Linked DNA regions of Homo sapiens: region 1 is linked to region 2. A link is a contact called in ENCODE Hi-C data. All regions are on one chromosome and are shown on one strand. Each heading gives the region's core, a stretch centred on a gene start or an enhancer-like site at or near the end of the contact. The rest is flanking DNA. Distances are from core to core; before and after follow the strand shown. Region 1 overlaps SOD2 (superoxide dismutase 2). Region 2 holds the start of DYNLT1 (dynein light chain Tctex-type 1).

Region 1 (7,429 bases), core at 803-3,302, 1.0 Mb before region 2:
CTTTTTGTATTTTTAGCAGAGACAGGGTTTCACCATGTTGGCCAGGGTGGTCTCGAACTCCTGACCTCAAGTGATCCGTCTGGCTCAGCCTCCCAAAGTGCTGGGATTACAGGTGTGAGCCACTGCACCTGGCCTATATAGGCTTTTTTCTTAAACCTATTTAGTAATGTTTTCCCAAGTTTATTTTTTATTTTTAATTTTTTCCCCAAGTTTATTTTTCTATTTTTTTTTCATGGAAAAATGGGGTAACTTAGCAGTTTCAATATTGAAGACTGAAGTTTAAAAAAAATTTAAATTCAAGGTACTTTTAAAATTCAGTTAGAAAAGTAGGCTTTAAAAATTATTAGAGACAAGAGTACCAAAGCGGTGTGTGTATGTGTGTGTGTGTATGCATGCTTGTGGATTGGAAAAACTTTGGAGACTGATTACTTTTCATTATATATGTGTCACAGTGAAACAGCTTTTATGTGTCATGTAAGATTACTGCTTGCCTCTCTAAGGAAGGTCGTGACTGTTTAAATAGACGGGCAAGGTGGAACCTTTTGAAAGATGAGCTTTTGAATATAAGTTGTCTGCTAGATCATGGTTTGTATTGAACTAACAAGGTTTGCAGATCTGCTGACTTATATAAAGCTTTTTGATTCCTACTAAGCTTTAAGATTTAAAAAATGTTCAATGTTGAAATTTCTGTGGGGCTCTATTTTTGCTTTGGCTTTCTGGTGAGAGAGTGAGGAAGCATTCTTTCCTTCACTAAGTTTGTCTTTCTTGTCTTCTGGATAGATTGATTTTAAGAGACTAAGGGAATTTACAAACTAAAGATTTTAGTCATCTGGTGGAAAAGGAGACTTTAAGATTGTTTAGGGCTGGGCGGGGTGACTCACATCTGTAATCCCAGCACTTTGGGAGGCCAAGGCAGGCAGAACACTTGAAGGAGTTCAAGACCAGCGTGGCCAACGTGGTGAAACCCTGTCTCTACTAAAAATACAAAAATTGTTTAGCTCTGTTTTTCATAATAGAAATAGAAAAGGTAAAATTGCTTTTCTTCTGAAAAGAACAAGTATTGTTCATCCAAGAAGGGTTTTTGTGACTGAATCAGCAGTGCCTGCCCTAGTCATAGCTGTGCTTCAAAAACCTCAGCATGATTAGTGTTGGAGCAAAACAAGGAAGCAAAGCAAATACTGTTTTTGAAATTCTATCTGTTGCTTGAACTATTTTGTAATAATTAAACTTTGATGTTGAGAAATCACAACTTTATTGTACACTTCATTGCAACTTGAAATTCATGGTCTTAAAGTGAGATTTGAATTTCTATTGAGCGCCTTTAAAAAAGTAATACCAAACCATAAAGTTAAAATCTATGTATATTGAGTCATATCTAAAACCACGTATAAACATAAATTGTATTTCCTGTTTTAATTCCAGGGGAAGTACTGTTTGGGAAAGCTATTATTAGGTAAATGTTTTACAAATTACTGTTTCTCACTTTCAGTCATACCCTAATGATCCCAGCAAGATAATGTCCTGTCTTCTAAGATGTGCATCAAGCCTGGTACATACTGAAAACCCTATAAGGTCCTGGATAATTTTTGTTTGATTATTCATTGAAGAAACATTTATTTTCCAATTGTGTGAAGTTTTTGACTGTTAATAAAAGAATCTGTCAACCATCAAAGAGGTCTGCATTATGCTTGCATGTCAAAAACTTTAAAAATCCTATAATCTTCTGTCATTTTCACTGAGTTTCCATGGGAAAGGAATAGTAAATAATGGGTAGTTGAAATATTACTCTTAAGACCAAGACCTGTATCTCCAGTCATATCTGTAATAACATCATCTGATAACCTAAAAGCATAGTATTAGGGATATACGACAAAACCAAAGTGTTTTTGCTGTTGTCACATACCACTCAATACTTTTACACCAGGTTGTCCAGTGGACACCAGCTGGATGTCCTATAATTCAATTCTGACACTGTCTACCTGGAATTGGAGTCAGATCCCACAGGTGGAGGGCTCAGCCCACAAGACTGCCCCCACTCCAGATACCAATCGCAAGTCCCTATACTTCTGACTGGCTATAAAGTGGGGTTCCCGTGACCCTTTCCTTGGTTTTGATTTATTTGCTAGAGCAGCTCCCAGAACACAGAGAAACACTCTACTTATGTTTACCCATTTTTAATTTTATTACTTTATTAAAACTACATATTGGTTACAATACTAATTTATTGTAAAGGATATTTCATTTATTTATTTTTTTATTTAGAGATGGAGTCTCACTGTGTCACCCAGGCTGGAGTGCGGTGGCACAGTCTCAACTCACTGCAACCTCCACCTCCTGAGTTCAAGCGATTCTCATGCCTCAGCCTCCCAAGTAGCTGGGATTACAAGTGTGCACCACCATGCCCAGCTAATTTTTGTATTTTTAGTAGAGATGGGGTTTCACTCTGTTGGCCAGGCTGGTCTCAAACTCCTGACCTCAAGTCATCCACCCACCTCAGCCTCCCAAAGTGCTGAGATTACAGGTGTGAGCCATTGCCTCTGGCTTGTAAAGGATATTTCAAAGAATACAGATGAACAGCCAGATGGAAGAGATGCACAGGGCAAGGCATGTGGGAAGGGGTATGGAGCTTTCATGCTCTCTCCACGTCATCAGCTACCCAGAAGCTCATCTGGACCCCGACCCTTTGGGGTTTTACGGAGGCTTCATTATGTCAGCATTACCATTGGCAATTGGCGATTAACTCAACCTTCAGCCTCTCTCCCCTTTCTGGAGGTTGGGGGTTGAGGCTGGGAGTCCAAACCCTCCAATCTTGCCTTGGTCTTTCTGGTAAGCAGCCCCCCGTCCTGAAGCTACCTAGAGGCTCCCAGCCACCAATCATTTCATTGGCAAACCAAAGATACTTCAAGGGGTTTAGGAGCCAAGAGACCAAGCAAGGATTGAGACAATATATATATTTCTTATAAATAACATGATCACAAATAGTATTTTATATATTTCTCATAATAGCTGGTTGTGGTTACTCACACCTATCATCCCAGCTACTAAGAAGCTAAGGCAGGAGGATCACAGGCCCAGGAGTTTGCAGCTGTAGTGAGCTATGATTGTGCTACTGCACTCCAGCCTGGGTGACAGTGTGAGACCCTGTCTCTTAAAGTTCTTGTAACATCTTAGAACATTAACCAACCACAGATTATTGCCTTAACTCTGAAAAATAAAGTAATCATACTTTTACAAGATGTATTTTACATAAAGTTCTGGTGATATTTTACTCTGGTCATTGGAATATAGGAGCTTACCACCTGGTACCACTCTTCCTAAAGTGGTATACTATTTGGTATAGTACTGGCATACTATTTGGAAAGGGATGTGAAGTTGGCATGACCTGTCTAGGGTGAAGTCATGCTGTCTGCTATTCATTGTGGGCTTTACAGTAATGAGAGTGCTTCTGTTGTCAAGATGCTTCTGGGACACGTTAAAAAAAATTTAAGATTTCTCAGTTTGTGAAAAGGAAGGAGCACGAATGCTTTCAAGTTCCTATGACATGCTAGTCATCTTTCAGTGTGTCCCATTGTTGCACCCAGTAGTCTCGATGCCCAGCGTCACGGTGATTCCAAGTTTGCCTCTCTGCCCACTATAATTTGTGCTCCATGAAGTCCCAGGACATGAGGTTCTTGTTCATTTGTGCGTCTGGGCCCATATCCAAATATTAAACAATGTGACTTAATGTATTTATCATATTGTAAATATGGGTATCCCCAAGGCTCAGAAGTTAACACAGCATATCCACAGAGAGGTTTGACAGCATGGCTGTGGTGACTGGGAAGGCCTTATGCTTGCTCCTCCTTCTGCTGCTTGCCTTTGTGTGGGCATGGAAAGAACATTGAATTAGGTACTGGAAGACCTGGGTCCTGGTCTTGGAGATTTTACCAGAGCACCTGTGGGATATTGGTCAAGATGCCTGGTTTTAGTCCTGCTCCTTTGCTGTGAAAGAGGATCTTAAGGTGCCAACTCTGGCATTTTATTTTTTACTTATTTATTTTTAAATTATACTTTAAGTTCTAGGGTACATGTGTACAACATGCAGGTTTGTTACATGTATACATGTGCCATGTTGGTGTGCTGCACCTATTAACTCGTCATTTACATTAGGTATATCTCCTAATGCTATCCCTCCCCCTTCTCCCCACCCCTCGACAGGCCCCGGTGTGTGATGTTCCCCTTCCTGTGTCCAAGTGTTCTCATTGTTCAATTCCCATCTATGAGTGAGAACATGCGGTGTTTGTTTTTTTGTCCTTGGAATAGTTTGCTGAGAAGGATGGTTTCCAGCTTCATCCATGTCCCTATAAAGGACATGAACTCTTCCTTTTTTATGGCTGCATAGTATTCCATGGTGTATATGTGCCACATCTTCTTAAACCAATCTATCATTGATGGACATTTGGGTTGGTTCCAAGTCTTTGCTATTGTGAACAGTGCCACAATAAATATACGTGTGCATGTGTCTTTATAGCAGCATGATTTATAATCCTTTGGGTATATACCCAGTAATGGGATGGCTGGGTCAAATGGTATTTCTAGTTCTAGATCCCTGAGGAATCGCCACACTGTCTTCCACAATGGTTGAACTAGTTTACAGTCCCACCACCAGTGTAAAAGTGTTCCTATTTCTCCACATCCTCTCCAGCACCTGTTGTTTCCTGACTTTTTAATGATTGACATTCTAACTGGTGTGAGATGGTATCTCATTGTGGTTTTGATTTGCATTTCTCTGATGGCCCATGATGATGAGCATTTTTTTCATGTGTCTGTTGGATGCATGGATGTCTTCTTTTGAGAAGTGTCTCTTCATATCCTTCACCTACTTTTTGATGGGGTTTGTTTTTTTCTTGTAAGTTTGTTTGAGTTCCTTGTAGATTCTGGATATTAGCCCTTTGTCAGATGAGTAGATTGCAAAAATTTTCTCCCATTTTGTAGGTTGCCTGTTCACTCTGATGGTAGTTTCTTTTGCTGTGCAGAAGCTCTTGAGTTTAATGAGATCCCATTTGTCAATTTTGGCTTCTGTTGCCATTGCTTTTGGTGTTTTAGACATGAAGTCCTTGCCCATGCCTGTGTCCTGAATGGTACTGCATAGGTTTTCTTCTAGGGTTTTTATGGTTTTAGGTCTAACATTTAAGTCTTTAATCCATCTTGAATTAATTTTTGTATAAGGTGTAAGGAAGGGATCCAGTTTCAGCTTTCTACATGTGGCTAGCCAGTTTTCCCAGCACCATTTATTAAATAGGGAATCCTTTCCCCATTTCTTGTTTTTGTCAGGTTTCTCAAAGATCAGATAGTTGTAGATGTGTGGTATTATTTCTGAGGGCTCTGTTCTGTTCCATTGGTCTATATCTCTGTTTTGGTACTAGTACCATGCTGTTTTGGTTACTGCAGCCTTGTAGTATAGTTTGAAATCAGGTAGCGTGATGCCTCCAGCTTTGTTCTTTTGGCTTAGGATCGTTTTGGCAGTGCAGGCTCTTTTTTGGTTCCACATGAACTTTAAAGTAGTTTTTTCCAATTCTATGAAGAAAGTCATGGGTAGCTTGATGGGGATGGCATTGAATCTATAAATTACCTTGGGCAGTATAGCCATTTTCACGATATTGATTCTTCCTATCCATGAGCATGGAATGTTCTTCCATTTGTTTGTGTCCTCTTTTATTTCCTTGAGCAGTGGTTTGTAGTTCTCCTTGAAGAGGTCCTTCACATCCCTTGTAAGTTGGATTCCTAGGTATTTTATTCTCTTTGAGGCAGTTGTGAATGGGAGTTCACTCATGATTTGGCTCTCTGTTTGTCTGTTGTTGGTGTATAAGAATGCTTGTGATTTTTGCACATTGATTTTGTATCCTGAGATTTTGCTGAAGTTGCTTATCAAATTAAGGAGATTTTGGGCTGAGATGATGGGGTTTTCTAAATATAAAATCATGTCATCTGCAAACAGGGACAATTTGACTTCCTCTTTTCCTTATTGAATACCCTTTATTTCTTTCTCCTGCCTGATGGCCCTGGCCAGAACTTCCAACACTATGTTGAATAGGAGTGGTGAGAGAGGGCATCCCTGTCTTGTGCCAGTTTTCAAAGGGAATGCTTCCAGTTTTTGCCCATTCAGTCTGATATTGGCTGTGGGTTTGTCATAGATAGCTCTTATTATTTTGAGATATGTCCCATCAATACCTAATTCATTGAGAGTTTTTAGCATGAAGGGCTGTTGAATTTTGTCCAAGGCCTTTTCTGCATCTGTTGAGATAATCATGTGGTTTTTGTCTTTGGTTCTGTTTATATGCTGGATTACTTTTATTGATTTGTGTATGTTGAACCAGCCTTGCATCCCAGGGATGAAGCCCACTTGATCATGGTGGATAAGCTTTTTGATATGCTGCTGGATTCAGTTTGCCAGTATTTTATTGAGGATTTTTGCATTGATTTTCATCAGGGATATTGGTCTAAAGTTCTCTTTTTTTGTTATGTCTCTGCCAGGCTTTGGTATCAGGATGATGCTGGCTTCATAAAATGAGTTAGGGAGGATTCCCTCTTTTTCTATTGATTGGAATAGTTTCAGAAGGAATGGTACCAGCTCTTCCTTGTACCTCTGGTAGAATTCGGCTGTGAATCCATCTTGTCCTGGACTTTTTTTGGTTGGTAGGCTATTAATTATTGCCTCAATTTCAGAGCCTGTTATTGGTCTATTCAGGGATTAAACTTCTTCCTGGTTTAGTTTTGAGAGGGTGTATGTGTCCAGGAATTTATCTATTTCTTCTAGATTTTCTAGTTTATTTGCATAGAGGTGTTTATAGTATTCTCTGTGTACTCTGTATTTCTGTGGGATTGGTGGTGATATCCACTTTATCATTTTTTATTGCATTTATTTGATTCTTCTCTCTTTTCTTGTTTATTAGTCTTGCTAGCGGTCTATCAATTGTGTTTATCTTTTCAAAAAACCAGCTCCTGGATTCATTCATTTTTTGAAGGTTTTTTTGTGTCTCTGTCTCCTTCAGTTCTGCTCTGATCTTAGTTATTTCTTGTCTTCTGCTAGCTGTTGAATGTGTTTGCTCTTGCTTCTCTAATATTTTTAATTGTGATGTTAGAGTGTCAATTTTAGATCTTTCCTGCTTTCTCTTGTGGGCACTTAGTGCTGTAAATTTCCCTCTACACACTGCTTTAAATGTGTCCCAGAGATTCTGGTATGTTGTGTCTTTGTTCTCGTTGGTTTCAAAGAACATCTTTATTTCTGCCTTCATTTTGTTATGTACCCAGTAGTCATTCAGGAGCAGGTTGTTCAGTTTCCATGTAGCTGAGTGGTTTTGAGTGAGTTTCTTAATCCTGAGTTCTAGTTTGATTGCACTGTGGTCTGAGACAGTATGTTATAATTTCTGTTCTTTTACATTTGCTGAGG
Region 2 (7,006 bases), core at 3,258-5,757:
GTAGGGCCATTTGTTTCTGCAGCTAACCTAGCCTATTCTGCTGATGTAGTGTGTAGTGTTTTCACAAACACAGAACTGAGCACCAAACTATTTAATAACTACTATAGCATGAATATTTACCCATTGGAACAAATGCCAGCGGAGGCCCTGCTATACCACGAGTTATCCTTTAGTTATTGGATCTTGGGGATGAGGTCCCAGGGAAGGGGCTGCAGTCACCAGGATTGAGAGGAAGAGGGACCCAAGAAGCTCAGAGCAGCCACTGTTTCATGGGGTACAGAGGTATTTCAGCACAACTGTGCCTCCGCTTCCCAGCTCAATAGCAGATCTAAATATAGGCACTTCTTAGCTAATCTCTTTAGCTTTTCTCAGCACAGGACTCTCACTTTAGATATGTGTCAGCCAGAGTTTCTTTTCCTTTACAACATTAAATTCCTCAGCCATGAGTGTTTCAACAGCACCCTCGTCCTCATCGTCTTCTTCTGTTACTATTATTTTGACTCAGCATGATCTCATAGTAACACACTTCTTGGCACAGGGGAAGAAAGGAAAAAATGGAAAATCCACAGGATGGCATTTGGACTATGAAGGGCTGCAGATTATAGCAGAACAACACTGCTGGATATTATTATTATTATTATTTTTTTTTTTTTTTTTTTGAGACCGAGTCTCGCTCTTTCACCCAGTCGGGACTGCAGTGGCGCGATCTCGGCTCACTGCAAGCTCCGCCTCCCGGGTTCACGCTATTCTCCTGCCTCAGCCTCCCGAGTAGCTGGGACTACAGGCGCCCACCACCGCACCCAGCTAATTTTTTGTATTTTTAGTAGATACAGGGTTTCACCGTGTTAGCCAGGATGGTCTCGATCTCCTGACCTCGTGATCCGCCCGCCTCGGCCTCCCAAAGTGCTGGGATTACAGGCGTGAGCCACCACGCCTGGCCTATTATTTTATTTTTTGAGACGGAGTTTCGCTCTTGTTACCCGGGCTGGAGTGCAATGGCGCTATCTCAGCTCACCGCAATCTCTGCCTCCTGGGTTCAAGCGATTCTCCTGCCTCAGCCTCCCAAGTAGCTGGGATTACAAGCATGCACCACCATGCCTGGCTAATTTTGTATTTTTAGTAGAGATAGGGTTTCTCCATGTTGGTCAGGCTAGTCTCGAACTCCCGACCTCTGGTGATCTGCCCACCTCAGCCTCCCAAAGTACTGGGATTACAGGTGTGAGCCACTGCGCCCAGCCACTGCTGGATATTATTGATGTTATTTATTGATGTGACAGTTCATTGATTGCTATGATTATTAGGCCCACACTTGCTAAATAAAGGTATTGGCAGCTCCAGTCCCACAGTCTGTATTCAAGAAATTTGACTCCAGAAAAGAAAGGTGATTGCACGCAAACCTGCCAACCTATCACTAACCTCCAAATTGAAAAACAAACCTAAGATTCACTCCACTGACTTACTGCATAGAAACTAAACATTATTCTAAAATATGGCAGAATGCCAAAGATTCATGAGCAGTTACGAGTAAAGGTGTCTGAGCTCCAATGCTTCTGATGGACATCCATTCGTGGCAGATGGAAGGTGCTGGAAATGGCATCTGGTGAACTGCCAAATGTCTTAACGATTTTAAATTCCTTAGCCCTACAGACTACATCAGTTGGGCAGAATATAATACCACATCACTGCATTTTTCCAAGCACTACAACATCACATAAGCCTAGAGAATTCAAACCCTCCTATTTACAGATATATCCGTTTAAAAGAAAAAATTCCATAAAGGCCATGTTTTAGTCAACTTTGTAGCCTCAACCCCCAGCTCAGAGCCTGACACAAAGGGAGTGCTCCATATATGTGTATTGAACAAGTGAACAGATAGTTGTGAAGATAAACAGACCAGCTCATCCGTTTACTGGCAGCCTCAAAATGTCATACATCGCGATCATTTAACAAATGTTCTTTAATAGTTAAAATTGGAGAGTGGTACCCAATGTATAAAAGCTAAAATCATGTAAGCATTTTTAAAATGCACATTTGCATGTTTTCTGTTGATTTATGTGCATGCTGGTGATCCGCAGTTATAACAAGATCCATGCATTAATTATGCACCATCCTAGCAGACATTCAGGAAATTGATTTAAATTAGGAAGTTCCTAAAAGGTTGTGGGGAAAATTGAAAAGGCTGTCCCAAGTGTCATGTTCTTCCATTGCAGGTGTTTGCTCAGAACCGGTTTACTCTTGCTTTGCACATAATTCTGTGACACTTAGCTACTGAACTCCAGGTCCACAACAAAGTAGCAGAAGAAAAAAGATTTCAGAGGCTCCTGATTGGCTCAGGATCGTGGTGGGGCCAAGAGCTTGGAACCAGGTAGGCAGAGAACATCCAAAACGAGATCTCAGGTGATACTGAGAAGGGCAGGCAGGCAAAGCAATGTCAGCATCAGAATCACATGTGGACTGAGGCGCACGACTGAAACACCAGGACAGGGGAGTTGAAGCCAGGTAATAAGAAAGGAATTCAAAAGGTAGATAAAGTTCAGAATCCAAGGAGAGGAAGACCAGGTGTGGTAAAGCAACCAGCCTGCCCAGCAAGTCTCCTCGCTCAGGCCGAACACCCAGGGCCAAGCAGCCTTGTGTCAGTCAGGGCTCTGCCCTCCTCTCGCCAGCCCTGTTTCCCTCAAGGAGGCAGGTAGTTGCATCTTCCTCCACTCCCCAGTTCTCTCCATTTGGGTCTGAGGCAAAGCTAACACCCATGAGGGAAATGATTCATGCAATAAATTTTAGGCCGGGCATGGTGGCTCACAGCTATAATCCCAGCACTTTGGGAGGCTGAGGCTGGAGGATCCCTTAAGCCCGGGAGTTTGAGACCTGCCTGGGCAACACAGTGAGATCCCATCTCTACAAAAGACATATTAAAAAAATAGGTGGGTGTGGTGGCTAGTGCCTGGAATCCCAGCTGCTCAGGAGGCTAAGGCAGGAGAATACCTTGAGCCCAGGAGTTCAAGCTCTTAGTGGTCTTTGGATGACTAAACTTCAACACATCTTAGCTCAAAATCTCCGATCACACCACTGCATTCCAGCCCGGGCAACAGAATGACACCCTGTCTCTAAATAAATAAATAAATAAATGTTAATTGTGTAGCTATTATGTGCCAGGCACAATGTGGAAGGAAGGGGATACATTAGTGAATAAAACAGATCCTTCCTGCATGGTACTTAGTTTCTAAATGGAGACACACCATCAACAAGCAACCATAAATACGTTCTTGCAAACTGAGAGAAGTGCTATGAGGAAAATGTACAGGATGCAGGGGTGGAGGATGAGGAGGTCGGCTACCTTAGATGCCGTGGTCACAGAATGGCTCTCTGTAGGAGATTTTGAGCTAAGATATGTTAAAAGTTTAGTCATCCAAAGATCACTAAGATTAGTCTATAGTCTGACAACTTAGTAACTATTGACTTATGGCAGGGCAGAATGGGTGAGGGGAGGGAGGAGTCGTTGGGTTAGGTTCCTCTTGAAGGGCTCTAATAAGACCCTGATAGACCGACCAGGTTACAGTCCGATGGTCATAATCCAGATGAGAGATATCAATCTTTAACTGGGGTCCCGAGCATATGGGGTAGAAATAACAAGGGTTGTTGATGGATTAGATGTGGGATTTGAAGTTTAGGTCTACCAAATCCCTGGGACCCTTGCAGTCAGCTCTTTCTTGGGGAATGGGAAGTGGGTTCCAGCAACCTGAATTCAAGTGCATGACGAAACCAGAAAAAGCAAACGCCAAAATCAAAACTCGGAGCCTCAGAATACCTGCCAATAGATGCATATGCCCCAGCTTTCCGTGGAGGGCAGTTTACCAGAGCCCAGTGCAATTCCTAATTTCCATAAAGAACCCACATACAAATAAAGTCTGTCTAGTTCACTATGGTTAAGGTAGTCAGGAAGTGTGCCACATTTTACAAAATTTTCCACCCAAAATGTTTTTTTTTAATGGTGCTTAAAGGAAAAATTCTCATTTACCTGGAAAACTTAACTCCCCAAAGGGAAGTTTCGTTCAGATAGCTAAAGCATGCCAATCCCAGTCCCCAAGGGAACTGCAACAACGTCTCACCGGGCGCACTGCCTTCAGCAGTCACTTTCGAGTTTGTTGCCAGGTGTCCGAGCGGGTTTGAACGTCCGCGTCAATCCACACAGTACAAACCGGAGGAGGGGCCGGGACCACGCTTCCCCTCCAGGACTGCCTTTTGTACGTGTGTTTTGTTTCTGTTGCTAAGGTTTAGGGAGCTGCCCGGCTACCCTCACGGATTCCCATGGAAACTACCACCTCCCAGAGGACAGGAGGAGAGGCGAATTCAGGGTCCACCCACGGGCCCCGCCCAGGGATGGGGTCACTGAGGGTCCGGGCAGCGAAGGGCGGGGCCCGGGAGCTGGGCATGGGCGAGGCAGGCGCGAGAGGAGAGGGGCGTGGCAGGTCCGGGGCGGGGCCTGAGTGCGCCTGCGCAGTCCGCGCCACTCAGGGAGCCGGAGGGGACGCGCCGGAGGAAAGATGGAAGACTACCAGGCTGCGGAGGAGGTAACCGCCGGGTCGGCGACGGAAGGGTGGAGGCCTAGAGCCCTGGCCGCGGAAGGACACGCGGTCCTGCCCGGAAAGGCCTGGCTGCCCACCTCCTTCAGCTAGGCCAGTCTCGGCAGCCCACGGCCTGAGCTTCCCGGTCGCCGGCGCTCCGCCCGGCCCCATTCTGCCCGGACATTGCCGCCGTTTCCCCGGCGCGGGGGGCGGGAAGGGGATTGAGCTTCTTCCCGCGCGGGGAGGCACCGGGCGTGACTCGGAGAGAGCGCCCCGGTGAGCGGTGCCGAGAAACCTTCCCGCAGGGCCTCGCCTCCGGCCCGCAGCCAAGCTCGCCGAGAGGATGACATCACCGCCCCTTGCTCTGCGGGGCTGACCCCAGCCCCAGCCCCAGCCTGGAGCGGGGCGCGGCGGCCGGGCTGGGAGCGCCGAGGCTTGGACGTCTCCCCGCGGAGGTGCGGGTGACGCTCCCGCCGCCAGCCCCTCCGCCCCGGGCTGGCGTCCCGGCCATCCCGCGCCTTTGTCTCGGGCCTCACCTGGTTCTGCAACGCTGGGAATGAGTAGCACATTTCATTTCCGTTTAATATGTCTGTAAGAAAGCTCATTGTTGTGGGGAAAAAATCATCTTTTATGCCTCCTTGAGGAAGTAGGATAAAGCCCACGATGTCGCCAAGCAGAAGACACCCATCGGCACCGTGTGCGTTAAATGGCTTTCCTTCAAGCTCACGGTCATTCGGGGAATAGAGCTGATGGGCGCAGCTGAGATACAACACTCATTTTCTTCTTACTGAATAATCCTTGTTGAAATTCAGATAGAGCCCTATGGATTTATTATGCAGCCTGTCAAAAATATAAACTATAGATACATTTGGTAAGGTTGGATATCTTACCATTTATGAAATTTAGTGGCTGGGCGCAGTGGCTCACGCCTGTAATCCCAGCACTTTGGGAGGCCTAGGCGGGCGGATCACCTGAGGTCAGGAGTTCGAGAGCAGCCTGACCAACATGGAGAAACCCCGTCTCTTTTAAAAATACAAAATTAGCCGGGCGTGGTGGCGCATGCCTGTAATCCCAGCTATTCGGGAGGCCGAGGCAGGAGAATCCCTTGAACCTGGGAGGCAGAGGTTGCCGTGAGCCAAGATCGCGCCATTGCACTCCAGCCTGGGCAACAAGAGCGAAACTCCGTCTCAAAAACCAAAAAAAAAGAAAAAAATTTCGTTTAAGGAGGAATGTTTTCAGGGAAAATAAAACTAAAACTTAAGGACTGATTCTAGAGTTTCAGTTTTGATCTGATTTCCTAACTAGCACACACTTCCTGTGACAGTGGCATAATCAGTGTTTGAATGCTGATGGCAACCAAGTGAATAATGACGAGAAGAGCTGGTTCAGGAGCAGTTGGCAAAGAAAAAAGCCTTTCCCCTTAAACTGTTACTAATATAATATTGGAAAATGTCTTGTATTACAGTAATATCGAGTAAAACTTCTAAAAAAGAAATCGCTTTGTAAAGGAAAGCGCTTAATACTGCAGTCCGATTCTGACTCCCACAAATAAGGTGGCTAAGTGGCTTCATTATTCGAGATCTCAATCGCATATGTGTAAAATGAAGGGGCTGGACAGAGTGATGAGTGTTCTACCTGGGATGGAGGCCCTGGGAGGTGGAGACCATGGCTGTCTTGTAGTAGGCATGTCTTAGGTATTTACTGAATGGCCCGTTCTGGTCCTCCCACCAGCCTCTTAGCAGCCTTTTCTGCATCTCTTCTAACTTCGTGTAGATGCCTGGGCCTTTGTAACTATTCTCTCAACTCACCATTCATCTTTCTTGGAGACGTTAAAACTATCCACTGGATTCAATACAACTCTGCTTTCCACTAAAAATTCTTTAAAATGTCCCTCAACCTTTTTCGTACTGTAACCATATGGGAGGTGATACAGTGCCTTTCCTTTGTGATTAAGGTCACGGTAGTCACTTGGAAGGATCCTTTAAGCTTCCAGAAATGACTTAATCTCTAAGATATTGCAAATTGTTCTTCACTCAGTGAGTTGGTTTTGTTTCCAAGTCCGACTTCTGAGTACAGCAAGTGAGGTGGCTTCGGGCAGTCAGCTCCTGAACCCCCTAAAAAGAAAGGGCAGGGCCTGCAGTGGACAGCAGCCAGACAGGGAGGAAGACTCACTGCCAAGTCAGGGTTCTCTGCCTTGATTCCCTCAGGATGCACGTTGACTGAGGGCCCCAGGGGTTGCCCTCTCGAAGGCGTGTCCAGAGCTACGTACCTTTCCTGGGACTCAGCAGTAACTTTAAACGCTTGTGCTCATGTGAAGAGCACATTGGCAGGCAAGTGCCTGACTAATGTTATTTTCAGGATGACCTTTTACCCATTCAGATCTACCATGTGTAAAAGGAAAACTATACTCCTGGCACTAGATTCCTGCAGGCAGCCCACCTCCT

Evidence for each region. A loop is a pair of places that touch in the nucleus more often than their neighbours do.
Region 1: a loop to region 2 is called in a map with no recorded cell type, with 7 times the contacts of the local background. The contact joins the enhancer-like site here to the promoter of DYNLT1 in region 2. A Hi-C loop is called at or near these places in 1 of 37 single-sample maps with no recorded cell type.

What each region holds. Positions count from the first base shown.
Region 1 is chr6:159,673,359-159,680,787 of GRCh38, reverse strand. SOD2 (superoxide dismutase 2) reads left to right here. Exons shown (of 5, transcript NM_000636.4): 5 at 1-7,429. Among named protein-coding and RNA genes, the nearest start is that of SOD2, 16 kb to the left of the region's middle. Within about 2 kb of position 2,052, at least 2 of the 41 ENCODE cell types and tissues checked have a DNase peak (open chromatin) inside an H3K27ac peak, as active enhancers do.
Region 2 is chr6:158,642,244-158,649,249 of GRCh38, reverse strand. DYNLT1 (dynein light chain Tctex-type 1) reads left to right here and starts at 4,507. Exons shown (of 5, transcript NM_006519.4): 1 at 4,507-4,568. The coding sequence starts at 4,542. It also overlaps a transcript of SYTL3 not described here. RefSeq lists silencers at 4,350-4,579, 4,740-5,069 and an enhancer at 4,193-5,136.